Regions from separate parts of the Homo sapiens genome. Here region 1 is linked to region 2. Evidence: read pairs that join two places in POLR2A ChIA-PET (ENCODE). Cell type or tissue: PC-9. All regions are shown on one strand. Each heading gives the region's core, and the rest is flanking DNA. Links, peaks and the distances in the headings are about the cores only. Region 1 overlaps RAD51D (RAD51 paralog D). Region 2 overlaps SLFN11 (schlafen family member 11).

Region 1 (2,915 bases), core at 248-2,747, 260 kb after region 2:
TAGTGCTTACCTCACTTTTAGAGATGAGAAGAGTGAAGGCCGGAGAAGTGAAGTGAGTTGACCAAAGTTGACCAAATATTTAGGGCAAGAACTAACCTTATAGCCCAAACCTCTCAATTCCAGATCAGAAGACTGTATTTTTTACTGTAGGACCATTAGATGATATATCTTCTATTATTGCATAATAAGTTACCAAAACCTTAGTGGCTTAAGACATAGTATTTCTTATCTCACAGTTTCTAGGGGTTAAGAATCTGAGACTAGGAGCGGTGGCTCACGCCTAAAATCCCAATGCTTTGGAAGGCCAAGGCAGGAGGATCACTTGAGCCCAGGAGTTCAGGACCAGCCTGGGCAGCATAGCAAGACCCTGTCTTAAAAAAAAAAAAAAGAAAAAGAAAGAAGAAAAGAAAAAGAACCAGAATCAGGATATAAGAAGTAAGGGAGAAGAGAAAAGAAGCATCAAAAACAGTTTAAGTCCAGGGAAACCAGGAGGATTCTCCTGCTTGTGTAAAGACAGAAAATTATGGTTAGAAAGATGGCACAGGCTAGGCTTGGTGGCTCATGCCTGTAATCCTGGCATTTTGGGAGGCCAAAGTGGCCAGATCACTTGAGGCCGGATTTCGAGACCAGCCTGGCCAACACGGTAAAACCCCGTCTCTGCTAAAAATACAAAAATTAGCACCCGTAGTGTGCACCCAATGTGTGCACCCATAGTCACAGCTACTTAGGAAGCTGAGGCATGAGAATCGTTTGAACCGAGGAGGCAGAGGTTGCAGTTAGCTGAGATCATGCCACTGCACTCCAGCCTGGGTGACAGAGCAAGACTTAGGGAATTTATTTGGAGGCATTTTAGATACGGAAGATGAGGCCTAGAGGCATGATCTAGAAGGAGACAGTGAAGTAAAGAGAAGGCTAAACTCTTCAGCAAAGGAAGTTAGGAATTTGAGGGTGGTAGTTAGCAGGACAAGGGAAAGAAAGGAGGGAGTCAGAAAAGGAAAAGAAGGGCCTTACCACCATGGTGGGAGGCTGGACACAGGAGAGAGATGGCTGCTGAGAGATCCATGACCAGAGGCCTCAGGACTCTCTGCGGAGCTTTCTGAAATTTGATGACTTTAATGTAGTTTTTAGTTATTTTATTTTATTTTTTTTGAGACAGAGTCTTGCTCTGTCGCCCAGGCTGGAATGCAGCGGTGTGATCTCAGTTCACTGCAACCCCCGCCTCCCAGTTTCAAGCGATTCTCCTGCCTCAGCCTCCTGAGTAGCTGGGATTACAGGTGTGCACCACCACGCCCAGCTAATTTTTGTATGTTTAGTGGAGACGGGGTTTCACCATGTTGGCCAGGCTGGTCTCGAACTCCTGACCTCAAGTGATCCACCGCCTTGGCCTCCCAAAGTGCTGGGATTACAGGCGTGAGCCACTGCGCCCAGCCACTTTAGTGTAGTTTTGATGTCCTGTGATTTAAACCCTTTCTTTCTACCCAAGTCTTCATTGAAGTCTGTTACACATGCCAATGGGACGAGGGAGACATTGCTGCTGATGACATTCTGTGATGCCCGTGCAGCTTGCTGTATTTGGGATGGGGGGGCTATTTCTTACTAGTTTTAGATAGAAAAGCAAGCTTGTCCTGTAATGTGTCCTAGAGGCTGACAGGTTCATGAGTGCTTCCCCCACATTCCTTCAGGTGACTGGTTCTTCAGGAACTGTGAAGGTGGTGGTTGTGGACTCGGTCACTGCGGTGGTTTCCCCACTTCTGGGAGGTCAGCAGAGGGAAGGTGAGTGATGTGGCAGAGCCTGGGGCCAGTGGAATGTGACCTCGCCTCCCAGCTCTGGAGTCTGGTCTCTGGCCAGCCCCATCCCTGGTTCCCCACTGCCCTCCCTCTCTGCTTCTCCTCCTCCTGCAGGCTTGGCCTTGATGATGCAGCTGGCCCGAGAGCTGAAGACCCTGGCCCGGGACCTTGGCATGGCAGTGGTGGTGAGGAAGCAGGCTTGGCCAATGAACTTGATTTCTAGTTATTGCGAGCTCTTTATTTCCCTTAAATGTCAGCTTCTGAACCCCAAAGTGGCCCTTTAGGAAAGGGACATATCCCAGCTTCCCTGGGTCAGCTACAGCTTTGCACCATAAATAGCTAAGGGAATCAGGAATCGTCTTGTTGTTTTTTTGTTGTTTTGTTTTGTTTCTACATTTTTTCTTTTTAGTCAGGTTTATTGAGGTATAATTTACATAGAGTAACTTTCTCCTTGTTTGAAGTTTGACTAATGGATATAGTTGTATCCAGTCTTGTGACCCCACCAAAAGGTCCCCCAGGCCCAGGCAACCACTGATCTGTTTTCCATCCCAATAGTTTGGCCTTTTCCAGAGCTTCATATAAATGGATCTTTTTGCTATTGAAGTAACTTTTTCTGCTTATGAGGTAGTTTTTTTAAAGTCTGCATGCTTCTCATAGAAAGGATAGAAAATAAATATGATTCAAATTTGTCATCAATCTCCACATCCACAGAAACCATATTAATATTTTTACATATCTCCATACAATACTTTTTCTGCATATTTACTTATACTTTTAGCCAACTTTCTTTCTTTCTTTTTTTTTTCTTTTGAGATAGGGTTTCGCTCTGTTTCCCAGGCTGGAGTGCAGGGGCACAATCACAGCTCACTGCAGCTCGACCTTCCAGGCTCAAGCAATCCACCCGCCTCAGCCTCCCAAAGTGTTGGTATTACAGGTGTGAGCCCACACTTAACCAGCTTTCTAACTAAACTAACCTCATGAAAAAATAAAAAAAAATAGGCCAGGTGCGCTGGTTTATGCGTGTAATCCCAGCACTTTGAGAAGCCAAGGCTGGTGGATCACTTGAGCCCAGGAGTTCGAGACTAGCCTGGGCAACATGGCAAAACCCCACCTCTACAAAAAATACA
Region 2 (2,915 bases), core at 109-2,608:
GTTTCAACTGCTGGGATGGACAATTTCCATCTCACTAGGGCTGGTCCAAATTCTGCCTCCATGGGCAGGTATATGCTGGATTCAGCATGGTTTTGCTTTTCACTGTAACAGGGCAGTACTGAGTTCAATGCAAAGTCTCACAATTGCTGTGCCCTCCCTTCCCCAAGCACACAGATTTCTCTGCACCACATGGTCACTGCTGGAGAAGGGGGATGGTAGGTGGAGCCTTCTATTACACCGTCTTGTTCTGCCCTCCCATTTCCCTTTCTGTTCAGTTTCTATCTGAGGCTAGCCAATCCCCTGTGATCTAGGGGAGATGGGTGGGAGGATGGAAGGAAAGGGGAAGTAAAACAAAAAAATAAGAACCACCCAGAAGCATACAGAAAATTGGGCACTACTTGACAATTTGACATTGCAAAGTTTTCCCAGGCTAATTCCTCACCTTTTAGGGAGTTTGCTGAGCAAACTAGGTAAGCCTTCTTGGCAGGGGAGAAATGCACAGATGCTACCCACTGAGCCCCTCGCTTGGGGGTGGTTGTCCCTGCATGTCCACATCAGAGTCACTGCTCCATCAGGGGTCCTGCAGGACTAGATCCTGGGGCATGGGGAGAAATGGGGACAGCTAATAAATGGAAACCGTACAGCTAATAAATGGAAACCATACAGCTAATAAATGGAAACCATACAGCTAATAAATGGAAACCGTACAGCTAATAAATGGCAGAGCTGAGATTTGAACCTAGGAAAACTGAGTCTTAATCCTTGAACTCTGTTACCTCTGTCTACATAGGTTTCTGTATACATAGCCTTCAGGACTGCTTTTGGTGGAAAGAGATAGCAGGTGGTGCTAATTCACTGTGTTGGTGGGAACTCTGGCTACACTGAAAGGTTTGAAAAAGTTATCCTGTAAACTGACTAGAATCAGGTGCTTTTGTTTCTGAAGTGCTTTTGTAAGTGTACTGAGTTTCTTTTCTGAATTCTTAATTTCTTATTGACTTAGTTTAATTTTATTTAGGATTTCAAATTTATATGGGACAATATCTCTACCTTACAAAAAATGTGCAAGTGATGCTGATTATAATTCCTTTAATCCTAAGGAAAGAGCTTGAGATAGAGCTCCCTAAGCCTTTTTTGCCTGCAAAAGAATCTAAGCAGATGGTGGGGTTGCTGTTTAAATACAATTGCCAACCAAAAACTATAATCTATTGGCTTTGACAATAAAGTTTATGGGGCAGAGAAAATATTTAACTTTGAAATCCCTGTACATCGAAAGGAATATTTTACAAATAACTTGACAAAGATGTTTCAATGGTCTTGGAATGCAGAATGGAATTTTGAGAAATAGAAATTTGTAGGCAAGGGTCTAAACTAGGCAAGGTGGTAAGAATGTGGATGTGCCAGCCTTCTTTTTTTTTTTTTTGAGACAGATTCTTACTTTGACCCCCAGGCTGGAGTGCAGTGGCACGATCTTGGTTCACCACAATCTCGTCTCGAAGGCTCAGGTGATTCTCTCACCTCAGCCGCCTGAGTAGCTGGGACCACAGGTGAGTACCACCACACCTGCCTAATTTTTGTATTTTTTGAGGAGGTGAGATTTCACCATGATGCCCAGACTCGTCTCAAACTCCTAGGCTCAAGTGATCTGCCTGCCTCAGCCTCCCAAAGTGCTGGGATTACAGGCATGAGCCACCAAACCCGGCCCAGCCTTCACTTTTATCTAACAAATTTCTTCTAAATGTCTTCACACCTCAGTCATCTCATTCCTTCTGTCACCTGCAATAACATCCACCTTATCTGTTCAGAGTTACTAGCACCCACTGAGACTTGTAATTCCAAGCCTTTAGTATAGGATGGATTTTTGTAGGAAAGGAAAATAAGGCTGTGATAGTCTGCTTCTACATATTGTATATATCCTTGATGACTTCAAAATAGTTTATGAATTTACTGATTGTTTTAAATTTTATTTTATTTTAATAATTTTCCAATAATGATGCAAGGTATTTGTTGACTGTATTTAAAATTTTTATTTAAAAAAAATAATTTTCAAATAATGATGCAAAGTATTTGTTGATTGTACTGATTTTTTACAATTTTGTTTTAAATAATAATTTTCAAATAGTGATATCGGTTATTTGTTGATTATATTGATCTTTTTGAACAATTCTTAATCTTGATTATTCATAATCTTTATTTCAAAGTTCACGCTCCTTCTTTATTATTTCCCTTATTGAGACCTATAATCCATTCACCTTTTTACTTCGTTCCTATCAATGCGATCCCTGCCACCCTCATTCCCTGACCTATTTGTCTTAGAATGCATAGTCCAGATTTCAGTTACTTCTGTGATAAAATCCTACCCTTTCCCCCGACTACCTTTTTAATTTGAAGGAGGATGGCTTTTAAAAAATGTTGTAATAATTCAGAATTCCAGAAGTGCAAAGACAAGAAAACAACAAAAATTTATGTCCCACCCACCTCTGAGATGTATTTGGTACAGGTGCTTTTTCTTCTGAACTTACAGCATTGTATGTACAGTTAAAGGCTTAATTCTCCAATCTCATTATTTTCCATCCTTATTGTAACCTCTGTAAAAAATAAGTGCATCTTTATTCACTATGCTTTTCTCCTTTTACTAAACATAAACGTATTTATTACAGTTTTTAAAATATTTTAATCTAAATGCTATTCTATTGTATATTATTTTTTGCAAACCTGCTTTTTAAATTTATCATCATGCTTTGAGAGTTTATTTATACTTGAAGATATGATTTACTTATTTTGTCTGCTGTATTAATCTTCCATTGTAAGTTGTTTGTTTCCCATGTCAAATATCTTTCTTGTTCTTTATAATGTCTGTTTCAAACTGTCTCCATTCTATTATTAAAATGTTTTTGTCAGCTGGGCATTGTGGCTCA

The links. Peaks named below come from ENCODE experiments on the same cell type or tissue, not always from the same donor. Only the 100,000 strongest peaks of a DNase experiment are listed, where the experiment ranks them.
Region 1: POLR2A ChIA-PET joins it to region 2 with 15 read pairs; 3 of 35 experiments call an interaction of 5 or more read pairs at or near these places.

The regions. Positions count from the first base shown.
Region 1 is chr17:35,102,312-35,105,226 of GRCh38, reverse strand. It overlaps RAD51D (RAD51 paralog D), which reads left to right. Exons shown (of 10, transcript NM_002878.4): 7 at 1,683-1,773; 8 at 1,903-1,973. RAD51L3-RFFL (RAD51L3-RFFL readthrough) reads left to right here. Exons shown (of 7, transcript NR_037714.1): 3 at 1,683-1,773; 4 at 1,903-1,973. Among named protein-coding and RNA genes, the nearest start is that of RAD51D, 16 kb to the left of the region's middle. In PC-9, for the core only: no CTCF peak of the experiment used is centred there; a DNase peak (open chromatin) is centred at 1,716.
Region 2 is chr17:35,365,576-35,368,490 of GRCh38, reverse strand. It overlaps SLFN11 (schlafen family member 11), which reads left to right. Exons shown (of 7, transcript NM_001376007.1): 2 at 791-888; 3 at 1,428-1,544. Among named protein-coding and RNA genes, the nearest start is that of SLFN11, 6.6 kb to the left of the region's middle. RefSeq lists an enhancer at 53-102. In PC-9, for the core only: no CTCF peak of the experiment used is centred there; no DNase peak of the experiment used is centred there; H3K27me3 peaks cover 1,194 bases.